2 separate regions of the Homo sapiens genome follow, and region 2 is linked to region 1. A link is an interaction called in ENCODE POLR2A ChIA-PET data of the cell type or tissue named here. Cell type or tissue: MCF 10A. All regions are shown on one strand.

Region 1 (8,000 bases):
GATTGTGCCACTGTACTCTAACTAGGACAACAGAGCGAGACCCTGTTTTTTAAAAAAAAAACAAACAAAAACTTAATACTTTAAGCACTGACAATTACAAAAGTGAAAAACTTTCAAATCTCTTTCTAACTATAATGACAAGGTGCATTATTATGTGTCCTACCATCTCACACTGGGAGGTGCTATTGGGAAGGAGTAGCATATTATAATGCATTAGCATTTTATCTTAAGTATGTTAGGATTTTCAAATATATATATAAGCTTTGAGTAGTTATTCTACCAAATAAAGAAGTTCAGGCCAGGTGCAGTGGCTCACGCCTGTAATCCCAGCACTTTGGGAGGCCGAGGCGGGTGGATCATGAGGTCAGGAGATCAAGACCATCCTCGCTAACACGGTGAAACCCCGTCTCTACTAAAAATACAAAAAATTATCCGGGCGTGGTGGCGAGCGCCTGTAGTCCCAGCTCCTCAGGAGGCTGAGGCAGGAGAATGGCGTGAACCTGGGAGGCAGAGCTTGCGGTGAGCCGAGATCGCGCCACTGCACTCTAGCCTGGGCGACAGAGCAAGACTCCGTCTCAAAAAAAAAAAAAAAAGTTCAATTGCATTTTCCTTTCAGTTCCAGTGGAAATTCATTTGCAATAGGAATCATATGGACTTTGAGGTTTTTTCGTTTTTGTTTTTGTTTCTTGAGACAGGGTTTTAATCTGTCGCCCAGGCTGAATGAAGCACACTGACTCAATTTTGGCTCACTGCCACCTCTGCCTCCCAGGCTCAAGGGATCCTCCCATCTCAGCCTCCTGAGTAGCTGGGACTACACCCAGCTAAAATTACCACACTTGGCTAATTTTTTTTTTTTTTTGTAGAGACAGGGTTTCGCCATGTTGCCCACGCTAGTCTCAAACTCCTGGGCTCAAGCAATCCACCTGCCTCAGCCTCCCAAAGTGCTGGGATTACAGGCATGAGCCACGATGCCTGGCCTCTTTTAAATTTCCAAGTACTCTATGACATGCACATACAAAAACCGATCTAAAAATGAAAAATGTACCTGAGAATGTAAATACATTCATCTCTTATCTTGAGGTTCTCTTGCCTAAAAGAAACAAATATTCTGTTTGGTTCCAGAGTTTTCTTTTTTTTTGTTTTGAGATGGAGTCCTGCTCTGTTGCCCAGGCTGGATTGCAGTGCACAATCTCGGTTCACTGCAACCTCCCCTGCAACCCGGGGTTCAAGCAATTCTCCTGCCTCAGCCTCCCGAGTAGCTGGGATTACAGCCACCCACCAAAAATTACATGTCTGGTTAATTTTTATATTTTTAGTAGCGACAGGGTTTCACCAAGTTGGCCAGGCTGGTCTCGAACTTCTGACCTCAAGTGATCCTTCTGCCTCAGCCTCCCAAAGCGCTGAAATTACAGGCGTGAGCCACCACACCCGGCCTGGTTTCAGAATTTTCTTGCCTTAGTTGCATCATACCTTTCAATCGACTTACATTTTCAAACCCAAGAAACAAAATTTAACACACTCACATATGGAATAACATTAAAAAGTGTTAACAGAAACTAGAATTCAGCTGCTGTAATAGTCAGCAAATAAAGGAATCCAAAGGGAAAAAAAAACACCAGCCTGGACACAGTGAGGATCTACAAAAAATTTACAAATTCAGGTGTGACAGTGCACACCTGTAGTCCTAGGTACTTGGGAAGCTGAGGTGGGAGGATCATTTGAGCCAAGAAAGGTGTTCGAGGTTACAGTTAGCTATGATCACACCACTGCACTCTAGTCTGGGTGACAGAGTGAGACACTGACTTAAAAAAAAAAAAAAGGGAAGGAAGGAAGGGGAAAGAAAGAAAGGAGGAAGGAAAGGAAGAAGGAAAGGAAAGGAAGAAGGAAAGGAAAGGAAGAAGGAAAGGAAAGGGAAAGGAAAGCCAAGCCACATCTGTAATCCCAGCACTTTGAGAGGCCAAGGTGGGAGGACTGTTTGAGGCCAGCAGTTTGAGACCAGCCTGGCCAACAAAGTGAGAACCCACCTCTAAAATACACACACACACACACAAACACACACACACACACACACACACACACGCTCCCTCTCCCTCTCCCTCTCTCTCTCCCTCTCCCTCTCAAGTCAGCTCAGACTAGCAGACTGCTTCTCCACAATTCAGAAGGAAAACCCACACTCAGAAAGCTAAACACATACACAAGCTTGGGGCCCACATTCTTGCTGTTGGGCAACAACCTTTAGAGTGAGACAGTCCCTGGTGACAGAGGGCAGGGGCACCTGAGGAGCCAAAGGAATGAACTCAGCGAGCTCCACACATTCCCTCACCCCTGGTGACAGGGAAATCGCCCCTTCAATTGTTGTAAGTGAGGAAACTCTCAACTGGACTGAGATTAAGGTTCTGACCCAAATGAACTCCCCAGTTCATTCATCCTGTGTCCAGGAGACAGATCTCCTGGCCTTTACAGACTTTCTCACTATAGAAAAATTACACTGAGTGCACCTACACAACAGATGCAAAACTCAAACCTAATGTCTAAAAATAGGCCCAAGGAAACCACAATTATGCCCTCAGGAAGGGCATCACTGGATTCAGCCAATCCCCCAACGTGCATTCAGATCCCCAGCTTTCCAGTGCTCAGCAGCTTCTCTCAGTACAAAGGGCTCCTTCCACAGTAGGTATGAGCAGGTAGGACACCTGCAGGGGAGGCTCCCTAGGAAGAAACAACTGGGCCTTCGATTACATCCCTTGGGAGACCCAAGGGTTGGTCTTAGAGCTTGGAGTCACTGACCTGAGTCCTCTTTGCTCTCCAGTCAAGTGACCTGGACCACTACTGATATTTACATGAGACAAACCCTGTGTTTGAAGAAATCAAAGGGGAGGCTGAGGCAGGTGGATAACCTGAGCCCAGAATGGAATTCCATTTGAAATCACCGAAAAGGAAAGAACAGACCTGAGGAACTTGCTATACATTCTCAGAAGAAAAAAAGAGAAACAAAAATTTTTAATAAATGCAATATCATACTGGGATATTTCATTATTATTATTTTCTGTTTTTGAGACAAGGTGTGAGACCTTGCTCAGCCTGGAGTGCAGTGGCATGATCAAGGCTCAAAGCAGCCTCAACTTCCCAGGCTCAAGCAATCCTCCCGCCTCGGCCTCCCAAGTAGCTGGGACTACAAGTGCAGGCCATTACGCCCAGCTAATTTTTTTTTTTTTTTTTTTTTTTTCTAGTAGAGATGAGGTCTCTCTATGTCACCTAGGCTGGTCTTGAACTCCTGAGCTCAAGCGATCCTCCTGACTCAGCCTCCCAAAGTGCTGAGATTACAGGCGTGAGCCAACGCTCCTAGCTTGATATTTTATTATTTTCTGAAACCCATCTCTTTCTTGCCTCTTTGGAAATATTTTACATCCACTCTAAAGGTTTATTTTATTTTATTTTTTTATTTTTTTGAGACAGAGTCTCACTCTGTCGCCGAGGCTGTAGTGCAGTGGCGCAATCTCATCTCAACTGCAACCTCTGCCTCCCGGGTTCAAGTGATTCTCCTGCCTCAGCCTCCTGAGTAGCCGTGATTACAGATGTGCACCACCACGCCCGGCTAATTTTTTATATTTTTAGTAGAGACGGGGTTTCGCCATGTTGGCTGGGCTGTAGGTCTCCTAATTACGTATATTTTACATTTTTTGAGAATCAATTAAGTGAGTAAATCTTTTCAAGGTGATAAGCCCAGGGAGGGGAAGTGCTGCGCTGGAAAGGACAGATCTCCCAGAAAAGTTTCCAAAAAGGAGACTCAACCCAAAGGAGTTCCCATAGGATGTCAGGTCCCAGGAGAGATACTGGCAAGAGAGGCACAAGCATTTTACACGAGGTAGCTTCAAGTCCTTCTCCTCTGTTTTCCTCTCATATAAATACCCCAAAGCATACGTTAAATCTTTTTAAAAGAACCATCCATTCCTCTGTACAAAAAGGATAATTAAAATACTGCGTCTGGTTGAAATAACGACGTTGTGAACTGGAGAGAAGACATTGGCATTTGAAAGAGATCTAGAAATTTAGGGATTTAATCCCAGCTCTGGGAAGAGCCAGGCTGGAGGACACGGTCGTGGGTTTGAGATCTGGCTTCCCATACACTTGGAAACCTTGAGAAACGAGTCCTCCCTTGGGAAGAAAAGAGGGACTGAGGACCCCACACAACACTGCTCCTCCCACGCACGAACCCCACGACCGAGACGGGATTCCCTCCATGACCCTCCCGTGCCCCAGCACAATCTGGGGAGACGCGAGGCTGCGGGCTCGGAGCTGCCCAGAGAGGGCTCCGGGACTGGGGCCGCAGTCGCCGCGCAGGGACTTGACAAGACGTCCGGGGTCCCGGCTGCCGGCCCAGCCCCATCCTGCGGCCAAAGAGACCGAGGGCCGAGCTGCGCCAGGAGGACTCGGGTCCACAGACCCGGGAGACAACGGCGGGGAGGCCTGGGTCCCACCACAGCCAGATCCGGCCGGTTTCAACCCGCCCCTCTCTCCCATCTCAAGACCCCCAGCCCCGCACACTTACCATTTCCCAGACTCTGGGATGTCCTGGTGTTCTGTTTACCTCTCCCGCGGCCAGCACAGGTCCTACCTCCACCTGAGGCCCTTCCTCCACCTGAGGGCCTTCTGGGGTGAGGAGACCCCAGAGCGGAGCGCAGCGGCTGGTAGCCACGCCCTCGCCGTTTGCGCAGCGCCCCTCCGCCCGCCTTCCCGGCGGCGCCCCTGATTGGACATTGCACTCTTGGACCCGCCTTCGTTGCCTGAGTGACAGCTAGTAGGGAAGTCGCGTCTCTAAGCAACCTGCATTCGTCCGGGGTCAGGAATCTGTTCCCCTGCCACGGATATTTGCGTCTAAGCAGAATTTGTTAACGTACCCGGGGTCGGGCACTGGTGTCTTCCTGCAGCTCCTTCTGAGCGCGGAGACACAAGCGTGCACAGCGCAGGAAATTCCAGGCTCAGTTTCCAGAAAAAGGCTCTTTGTCCACAGCGAAAAAGGACGCCCGGGCCATGCCAGACTAGAACGGAAGGGTCAGACGCTCCCAGACTTAGCATAAGGCTGCGAGGCCATTCATGGATTTCTGACTCTTGTTTACAAATACAGACACTTAGAGTGACAGAGTGACCTCATCATACCTAACAAAGAGTGACTACGTTTTAATCTTTGACAACTGACAGGGTTTAGGCCGTCACCCATCCCTTCCCTCCCCCCACACTTTGCTCTAGTGGGAAGTTTGGACCCCACAGCCCTAGTCTGAGAGAAGGAGTTCCTTTTTTTTTTTTTTTCGGTAGAGATGGCGGTGGTGGGGTGGTCTCACTATGTTGCACAGGCTAGTCTCGAACTCCTGGGCTCAGGTGATGCTCCTTGGCTTCCCAAAGTGTTGGGATTACAGGCATGAACCACCGTGCCCAGTGAGGAATTATTCAGTTAAACCCAAAGCCATGAGATGTGTTCAGTAAAACTGAACACTGGAAGGATATTTATTTCGGACCAGTTTTTGACTATGTCCCTAGAGAACTTTTGTGGATCCTTTATGTTTGTTTGGTTTGTGGTTTTTGTTTTTGAGACAGGGCCCTTCTTTGTCCCTCAGGCTGGAATGCAGTGGTGCAATCAGAGCCCCCTGCAGCCTCGACCTTCTGGGCTCAAGCAATCCTCCCACCTCAGCCACCTGAGTAGCTGGAACCTCAGGCACGTGCCACCATGCTTGACTAATTTCTTTCTTTCTTTTTATTTTTATTTTGTAGAAACAGCATCTCACTATCTCACCCAGGCTGATCTTGAACTCCTGGGCTCAAGTGATCTGCTGGCCTCAGCCTCCCAAAGTGTTAGGATTACAGGCATGAGCCACTGCACCCAGCCCCTAGAGAATTTTGAAATGTAAATGGCTATGATATCGATAAGGCAATTAATTCCATTTTCACTGAGATTATTTAAAAAACCACAAAAGATTATGTAAATTTGGCATGTACTAGGAAACTCAATATACTTAAGATATTGGATCAAACCTACTAATGGGCAGGGCATGATGGCTCACACCTGTAGTTCCAGCACTTTAGGAAACTTAGGTGGGAGGGCTGCTTGAGCCCAGGAGTTTGAGATCAGCCTGGGCAACATAGTGAGGCCCCCCCCTCCCCCATCTCTAAGAAAATTTTTTAAAAATTAGCAGGGCATGGTGGTGCACACCTGTAGTCCCAGCTACTGGGGAGGCTGAGGCCCGAGGATTGTTTGAACCCAGGAGGTCAAGGCTACAGTCAACTGTGATCCTGCATTCCAGCCTGGGTGACAGAGTGAGACCCTGTCAGAAGGAAGGAAGGAAGGAAGGGAGGGAGGGAAGGAAGGAAGGAGGGAAGGAGGGAAGGAGGGAAGGAGGGAAGGAGGGAAGGAGGGAAGGAAGGAAAGAAGGAAGGAAGGAAGGAAAAAAAAAGGAAACCCCTGTAGCCTTTGGCTGTCACTGTCCTATCTTCCCATCTTCCTCCTCCAAGCCTCTGTCCTAAGCAACCATTAATTTACTTTCAGTTGCTATATAGCTTTCCCATTGTAGACTTGGAATGGAATCATATACTATGTGTTCTTTGTGAGATTAACTTCATTCACTTAGCATAACTGTTTCAAGGGACATTTACATTGAAGTTTGTATCAATACTTCATTTGTTGTTTACAGTAAAACAATATTTCATTGTACCAATATAGCCCATTTTGTTTATCCATTCATCCATTAATAGGCATTTGGTTTGTATCCACCTTTTAGTTGTTATTAATAAGGTTGCTATAAACATCCATGTACAAGTTTTTCTGTAGACATAGGATTTCATTTGTCTTGGGAATACACTTAGGAATGGAATCGATGGGTTACATGGTAATTCTATCTTTAATCTTTGAAGAGCTGCCAGACTCTTCTCCTCTCCTTTGGGAAATTCTATTACACACATATTGGTCAACTAAATAGTGTCCTGCATATTTCTCAGGCTCTGTTCATTTTTCTGTTTTCTGTTTTTGTTTTTTTAAGATGTAATCTTGTTATGTTACCCAGGCTGGACTGCTTCAGCCTCCCAAGTAAGTGGGACTACAGGTGTGCACTAGCATGCCCAGCTTAAAGAAATAATTTCTATTTTGATATGACACCTGCAGATCCCCCTCCCTCCCCCAAAAAATCTTTTTTTTTTTTTTTTTTTTTTTGAGACGGAGTTTCACTCTTGTTGCCTAGGCTGGAGTGCAGTGGCACAGTCTCGGCTCACTGCAACCTCTGCCTCCCAGGTACAAGTGATTCTCCTGGCTCAGCTTCCCGAGTAGCTGGGATTACAGGCACCTGCCACCATGCCCAGCTAATTTTTTTGTATTCTTTATAGAGACAGGGTTTCACCATGTTGGCCAGGCTGGACTTGAACTCCTGACCTCAGGTGATCCGCCCACCTCGGCCTCCCAAAGTGCTGGGATTACAGGCCTGGGCCACCACGCCTGGCCCGAAAAATCTTATTCTCCAGTTATCTCCTGAAAAACAGTAGGCCTACAGTCTACACTATATCTTGATTAAATTCCTAGATCTCTTCCCAATTGATTTTCACTTCTTTTTTGAAACAGACTCTCACCCTGTCACCCAGGCTGGACTGCAGTGGCGAAATCTCAGCTCACTGCAAACTCCACCTCCTGAGTTCAAGCGATTCTCCTGCCTCAGCCTCCTGAGTAGCTGGGGACTACAGGTGTCCGTCACCACTCCAGCTAATTTTTGTATTTTTAGTAGAGACCGGGTTTCACCATGTTGGCCAGGCTGGTCTCGAACTCCTGATCATAGGTTCACGCCATTCTCCTGCCTCAGCCTCCCGAGTAGCTGGGACTACAGGCGCCTGTCACCACACCCGGCTAATTTTTTTTGTATTTTTAGCAGAGCTGGGGTTTCACTGTGTTAGCCAGGATGGTCTCGATCTCCTGACCTTGTGATCCGCCCCCCCTTGGCCTCCCAAAGTGCTGGGATTACAGGCGT
Region 2 (8,000 bases), 230 kb before region 1:
ACACCTCCAACCTAGATTGTGTTGTCCTATCACAGATCTTACTTCTTAATTCAAAGTCTATCATCCATATCTTGGCCAGAAAGAAAAAGAGCAAAATATGGAAATAATGTATATAAGACTATATTGTATAACCTTGGCCCACTATTCATTAGCAAGGGAAATAAAATAAGGCTCTTCTAACCAAAAAGAAGAAAGGTTTTCTCCTGAGGAAGGTGGAATATATATATAATGGATAAGGGAAAGCCAATACCTGCCACAGGATGCCAGTAGAAAACTCCCAGTACCAAACTGTCATTTTTCAATGGCCCAGAACTATTAAAACATTTTATTAACTGACTTAAGGAATTTTATTTAAAAATTTTATTAACTGACTTAAGGAAAAAACACTACCAATTATACTTCTGCACTATTTCTTAAAGAGTATTTACAGAATAATCTCACCTCAATGTTCATTTATGAAAATAAGTAGGAACCCAGAGTGCAGAGATCCACTTTAAGAATGTGGCACTAAGCCAGGCAACGCAGCACACATCTGTAGTCCCAGCTGCTCAGGAAGCTGAGGTGGGAGGATCTCATGAGCCTAGAAGTCCGCGGCCAGCCTGGGCAACATGGCAAGACCCATCTCAAAAAAAAAAATAAAACAAAAAAACTGGCCCAGTGTGGTGGCTCATACCTATAATCCCAGCACTTTGCTGGGCTGAGGTGGGAGGATTACTTGAGGTCAGGGGAGTTGGCGACCAGCCTGGGCAAGATAATGTTGCCTGTCTCTACAAATATATACGTATATATATACATATATAAAAATATTTTAAAATAAAAATATATTAAAAACTAGGAAGAATCAAAAAGGGATGTGGCACTGATAAATACATTTATAATATTTTTTCATGGCATGAATTTTCTAGAGCATTCTACCTGAATTAAGTTATATCAGGCTTTCCTGTATTACTTACATTCATGCAACTACCCTCCAGTATGAACTTTCATATCAACTTTGAAAATCGTTAAAATTGAAAAACTTTCGATATTTACATTTATAGTTTCTATTCAGCGTGCACTTTCTTCACATGGTATTGTAAGGATGCACGCCAAATGAAGGCGTTGCCACAATCCTTACATTTATAAGGTTTCTCTCCAGTGTGCATTCTCATGTGCACTCGAAAGCCTGTAAGGAAACTGAAGGGTTTTCCACATTCTTTACATTCATAGGGTTTCTCTCCAGTATGAATTCGTTCATGTATATGAATATAACTGGAACTACTGAAGGCTTTACCACACTGTTTACATTCATAAGGTTTCTCTCCAGTGTGGGTTCTTTCATGTATCTGGAAACCTGCAAGAGTAATGTATGTTTTCCCACATTTTTTACATTCATACTGTTTCTTTGCAGTGTGCATCCTTTCATGTCTTCGGGCAGAACTGCAACAATAAAAGGCTTTCCCACATTCCTTACATTTGTAGGGTTTCTCTCCAGTATGAGTCCTTTCATGTCTTTGAGCTGAGTAGTAGTATCTAAATGCTTTTCCACATTTTTTACACTCAAAGGGTTTATCTCCAGTGTGAGTACTTTCATGTGCTTGAAAACCTAAAGGAGACAAGTAAGTTTTCCCACACAGTTTACATTCATAGTGTTTCTGTGCAGTGTGATTCCTCTCATGTTTTTGAGCAGTACAGTGGTAACTGAAGGCTTTCCCACATTCCTTGCATTTGTAGGGTTTCTCTCCAGTATGAGTCTTTTCATGTCTTTGAGCAGAGTTGTGATATACGAACACTTTCCCACATTTTTTACATTCATAGGGTTTTTCTCCAGTGTGAGTTCTTTCATGTGCTTGAAAACCTACAGAAGATATGTAGGTTTTTCCACATTGTTTACATTCATAGCGTTTCTGTACAGTGTGATTCCTTTCATGTGCTCGAGCAGAATGGCGGTAAATGAAGGGTTTCCCACATTCCTTACATTTGTAGGGTTTCTCTCCAGTATGAGCCTTTTCATGTTTTTGAGCAGATTGGTGGTATCGGAATGCTTTTCCACATTCTTTACACTTAAAGGGTTTATCTCCAGTGTGAGTCCTTCCATGTATTTGGAAAGAACGTTGACAACTGAAGGCTTTCCCACAGGCCTTACATTTGTAGACTATCCCTGCACTGTGTGTTCTTTTATGTTTTTTAAAAGACTGCAGATAACTGAAGGGTTTCCCACATTTCTTACATTTATATGGCTTCTCTCCATATTCCTGACACTTATACAGTTTGTGTCTGGTGTAAGATCTAATGTGCCTGTTAAGGGATGAATGATGGCTCAAGACTTTTCCACATACACTGCTTTCCCAAAGCTTTCCTCCAGAAGGAGTTTTCTTGTTCAGACTGAGATTTGCAATCTGGCTGAAACCTTCTCCGCCATGACTACCTTCTTTACTTTCACAGAGTCTCTCTACCATATGATTTCTGTAAAAAATGAGTAGCACATTAATAGTTCATTTTTTAAAGATTTTCTCTTTATTAACTGATACTAGAATAACTATTTTTTCCACTTTCAGGGAAAGTACAGATTTTTTTGTCCTGTCTAAATTGCTTGTGAGGTGAATGTACTGAATGCTATGGCCCTGCAAGAGGGCTCAAACATAACTGTTATGAAAACAGTGATTTTCATATATGGGTTTCTCTTTTTTTTTTTTTTTGAGACGGAGTCTCACTCTGTCACCCAGGCTACACTCTGTCGCCCAGGCTGGAGTGCAGTGGTGCGATCTTGGCTCACTGCAACCTCTGCCACCCGGGTTCAACTGATTCTCCTGCCTCAGCCTCCTGAGTAGCAGGGATTACAGGCACCTGCCATTGCGCCCGGCTACTTTTTCACTATGTTGCCGAGGCTGGTCTTGAACTCCTGACCTCACAATCCACCCACCTCGGCTTCCCAAAGTGCTGGGATTATAGGCGGGAGCCACCGCGCCTGGACCATGAACATCTATGCCATATTTAAGAAAGCACTTTGGGGCCAGGCGTGGTGGCTCACACCTGTAATCCCAGCACTTTGGGAGGCCGAGGCGGGCGGATCACAAGGTCAGGAGATCGAGACCATCCTGGCTAAACACAGTGAAACCCCGTCTCTACTAAAAATACAAAAAATTAGCCGGGCGTGGTGGTGGGCGCCTGTAGTCCCAGCTACTCGGGAGGCTGAGGCAGGAGAATGGTGTGAACCCAAGAGGCAGAGCTTGCAGTGAGCCGAGATCACGCCACTGCACTCCAGCTTGGGCGACAGAGCAAGACTCCGTCTCAGAAAAAAAAAAAAAAAAAAGAAAAGAAAGCACTTTGGGTTATTTTTATTTATTTATTTTTCCCGAGATGGAGCTTCACTCTTGTTGCCCAGGCTACAGTGCAATGGCACAATCTCGGCTTACTGCAGCCTCCGCCTCCCGGGTTAAAGCGATTCTCCTGCCTCAGCCTCCGAAGTAGCTGGGATTACAGGCATGTGCCACCATGCCCGGCTAATTTTGTATTTTTAGTAGAGATGGGGTTTCTCCATGTTGGTCAGGCTGGTCTTGAACTCCCGACCTCAGGTGATCCGGCTGCCTCAGCTTCCCAAAGTGCTGGGATTACAGGCATGAGCCACTGCGCTAGCTGGGTTAATATTTTCTAAGAACAGATACATTTGAGGCTCAGCTTGTTTTGTTTCTTTAATTATCAAATTTAATGACATACTAAGATTTTTCTCCTAGAATACTGCTTTCTTTTCTGAGTGTGACTCACCTGAGATTTCTCCCCTGGTTTTTGTACTGCTCTTCAATGTTCCATTCTTTTTGTTTTGTTCCTGAAATGCAGACCCAGAAAAAATTATCATAAATTATTAGAAATTACAGAAAAATTATTAGATTCTAGGTCCATATGTGACCATGCCTGATTTACAAAAGAATTTTGCCTTTTCACATTCCACATCTTGGAATAGCATTGATATCCAAGAAAAAGGTATTCTCTAATTCATTCAACAACATGATGGAATGATTTCATTTTTACCTATAGTGGCCAGGTTCCTGAAGGTTTCCCACATCACGTCTCTGTAGAGTTTTTTCTGTGAAGGATCCAGCAAAGTCCATTCCTCCTGGGTGAAGTTCACAGCCACATCTTCAAAGGTCACTGAGTCCTAAAACATTCCAAATGTGTGTAAAGGAGAATGGGTGAGACTGACAGCACTGGACATCTATACTCGAGTCATAAGATGTTCACGATGATTCTGTGATCTCCAGAGATTTATTCTATGAATTTGTTGTCAGAACTCTAACTCTTTGGCCACACTCCCTCAGTAGTTTATGAACACACGAAAATTATTTCTACACTTTCACTGTGATCACAATCATATTGCTTTCCAATGGCAGGATCCAGAGCACTCTGGAAAAGTGAGAGAAATGCTGTACAAAAAAATTCCATTTTAAGACCATCAATTCTTTGTGAGAAAAACTCATCTTCTTCTTATACATCACATCACTCAACATTCCATGAGACACAGGGTCAAACATGGATAATACGTGGATGAATAAAAGCACACTGAAGAACTAGAAGCTTTTTCTACTATTCCCATCACTAAGCATGAGAACAAGAGGCACGTGGAAATCAAACTTGTAACAATATTTACCTGACCATATTGTCCTGAGGTACTCTAGGATATTCGAGGTAGTCAGATCCAGCCAATTCAATCAAAATATTTCTTTTGGAGAAGTTGGCTGGGCACAATGGCTCACACGTGTAATCCTAGCACTTTGGGAGGCCGAGGCGGGCAGATTATCTGAGCTCAAGAGTTCGAGACCAGCCTGGGCAACATGGTGAAACCCTGTCTTGGTGGCTCACACCTGTAATCCCAGCACTTTGGGAGACCGAGGAGGGTGGATCACCTGAGGTCGGGGGTTCCAGACCAGCCTGGCTAAAATGGTGAAACCCCATCTCTACTAAAAATACAAAATTAGCTGGGTGTGGTGGTGCATGCCTATAATTCCAGCTACTTAGGAGGCTGAGGCAGGAGAATCACTTGAATCTGGGAGGTGGAGGGTACAGTGAGCCAAGATCGCACATTGCACTCCAGCCTGGGCAACGGAGCGAGACTCTGTCTCAAAAAAAAAAAAAAATTAGCTGGGTGTAGTGGTGCGCATCTCTAATCCCAGCTACTCAGGGGGCTGAGGCACGAGAATAGCTTGAGCCTGGGAGGCAGAGGTTGCAGTGAGCTGAGATAGCACCACTTCTCTCCACCCCAGAGAAGTGTTCATTTTCACTATTTGTGTTAATATTTATCAGAGACTTATTTCTTTCTGTCCCATTTCATGGAGCTATTAAGTTACTGGGAAGTTAGAGCTCAGGCATGAGGAATAAAGCATGACAACTTTAGATAAAATCTCTACACTTCTGAGCCTCAGGGATACTTCCTACCAATTTTTAGCAAATATTTGCCATCCTGAGATGGTAAAATGCCAAAAGAGCTCTTTCCAGCAGAACCATTCCAGTTAACCTTGGGACTTGCTGACCTTGAGGAACAGGTTAAGATTTGCAGTTTACAGGCCAGGCGCGTTGGCTCACGCCTGTAATCCCAGCACTTTGGGGGGCCGAGGCAGGCAGATCACCTGAGGTCGGGAGTTTGAGACCAGCCTGACCAACATGGAGAAACCCTGTCTCTACTAATAATACAAAATTAGCTGGGTGTGGTAGCACATGCCTGTAATCCCAGCTACTAGGGAGGCTGAGGCAGGATAATTGCTTGAACCTGGGAGACAGAGGTTGCCGTGAGCCTAGATCGCACCATTGCACTCCAGCCTGGGCAATAAGAGTGAAACTCCATCTCAAAAAAAAAAAAAAACAGATTTGCAATTTACAATAAAGTGCATTAAAGTCCACAATGATATGATGAATTTTCACATGATTATAAAATGTATAAAAGGTTCTCAGCAGAGGTTTCCTCCAAAAGAACATAAAATGCCCTTTCTCCAATTTAAGAAGGAAGTGATTCCCCAGCCACTCTAGAGAAGAGGGATAAGAGTTGAATTGAACTTCTTTTCAGAAACCATACGAGAAAGTAGAGTGAAATATTTAAAGTTCTGAAAGAAAAAATCTGTATCAAGCAAAATTATCCTTCAAATGAGTCCGTAGTACTTTCTGAGACAAAAATTGAGGGAATCTGTCACCAGTACACCTGCTTTGCAAGAAATGTTAAATTCACCAGAAAGAAAGTAAATAACAAAGAAAGGTACTGCAATAGAAAAGGCATAAGTGGAAGCAAAATATAATCATTTTCTCATCCTTGATTAATGTGACAGATAACAGGTTGTTCAAAGTAATAATAGCTACAACATATAAGTACAGTTTATGGATAAGTGAAATGAGTAACAGCATTGTTATGAGGGAGGAATTGGGAATACTCTATTATGAGTTACTTGGGCAACCAGTGAAGTGGCCTAAGATTGCTAGAAAGAGGGCTTGGGATAGCTGTATACTGAAAACTCAAGGGCAACCATTAAAATAGTGTAAAAAAAAAAAGTATAATCAATATGTTAAGAGAGGGAAAAAATGAAATCAGGTAAGGTAAAGAGTCAAACACTGAAGTCACAAAGAAAATTAAAAAGTATGTAATCTACAAGTAAACTACCTAATTATATGTTGCCTACAAGAAACTTTTTTTTTTTTTTTTTTTTTTTTTGAGAGACAGAGTCTCACTCTGTCTCCCAGGCTAGAATGCACTGGCACAATCTTGGCTCACTGCAACCTCCGCCTCCAGGGTTTAAGCGATTCTCCTGCCTCAGCTTCCCAAGTAGCTGGGACTATGGGCGTGTGCCACCACACCCAGCTAATTTTTTATTTTTTAGTAGAGACAGGGTTTTGGTTTACGTTGGCCAGCTAGTCTCGAACTCCTGACCTTAGGTGATGTGCCCGCCTCAGCCGCCCGAAGTGCTGGGATTACAGGCGTAAGCCACTGCACCTGGCTTTTTTTTTTTTTTTTTTTTGAGACAGAATTGTGCTCTGTTGCCCAGGCTGGAGTGCAGAGGTGTGGTCTCAGCTCACTGCAACCTTCGACTCTTGGGTTCAAGTGATTCTCCTGTCTCAGCCTCCTGAGTAGCTGGGATTACAGGCACATGCCACCACACCTGGCTAATTTTTGTATTTTTAGTAGAGAGAGGGTTTTGTCATGTTGGCCAGGCTGGTCTCAAACTCCTGACTTCAGGTGATCCACCTGCCTTGGCCTCCCAAAGTGCTGGTATTACAGGCGTGAGCCACTGTACCCGCCCAAGGAGTTGATTCTCTAAGAAGACGTAGAGAATCTATGTATAATCTTTAGCGTACATGTGCATAACAAAAGAACTGCAAAATGCACAAGGCAAAATGTGATAGGACTACAAGGAGAGATACATGAATCCATGACTATGGTTGAGATTTCAACACCCTCCTACCAGTAATTAAGAGATCCAGTAGGCAGAAAAAAAAACAGGAAGGACAGGCCGAGTACAGTGGCTCACGCCTATAATCCCAGCACTTTGGGGATGCTGAGGTAGGGGGATCGCTTGAAGCCAGGAGTTTGAGACCAGCATGGCCAACTAGCAAAACCCATCTCTACTTAAAATACAAAAATTAGCCAGGCGTGGTGGCAGGTGCCTGTAATCCCAGCTACTCGGGAGGCTGATGCAGGAGAATCGCTTGAACCCGGGAGGCAGGGGTTACAGTGGGCCCAGATCGCACCACTGCACTCCAGCCTGGGTGACACAGCGAGACTCTGTCTCGAAAAAGGAAAAAATAAGAAGGACACAGGTGAACTGAATAGCACCAAACAATAGATTCCACTGAAATACATGGAATCCTTCATCCAACTACAGCAGTATACACATACTTCTCAAGTTCACATGGAACAGTCACCAAGATAAGATAGACTACATTGTGGGACATAAAACAAACCTAATCCAGAAGATCACAGCAGATTAAAAAAAAAAAACACTTTAACAAACTTGAAAGAAAAATTATATAAAATATGCTTGCAG

The links. Peaks named below come from ENCODE experiments on the same cell type or tissue, not always from the same donor. Only the 100,000 strongest peaks of a DNase experiment are listed, where the experiment ranks them.
Region 2: POLR2A ChIA-PET joins it to region 1 with 5 read pairs; 2 of 35 experiments call an interaction of 5 or more read pairs at or near these places.

What each region holds. Positions count from the first base shown.
Region 1 is chr19:12,480,106-12,488,105 of GRCh38, forward strand. It overlaps ZNF709 (zinc finger protein 709), which reads right to left and starts at 4,711. Exons shown (of 4, transcript NM_152601.4): 1 at 4,550-4,711. The coding sequence starts at 4,552. In MCF 10A, no CTCF peak of the experiment used is centred here; a DNase peak (open chromatin) is centred at 4,786.
Region 2 is chr19:12,246,234-12,254,233 of GRCh38, forward strand. It overlaps a transcript of ZNF44 not described here. Among named protein-coding and RNA genes, the nearest start is that of ZNF44, 45 kb to the right of the region's middle. In MCF 10A, no CTCF peak of the experiment used is centred here; no DNase peak of the experiment used is centred here.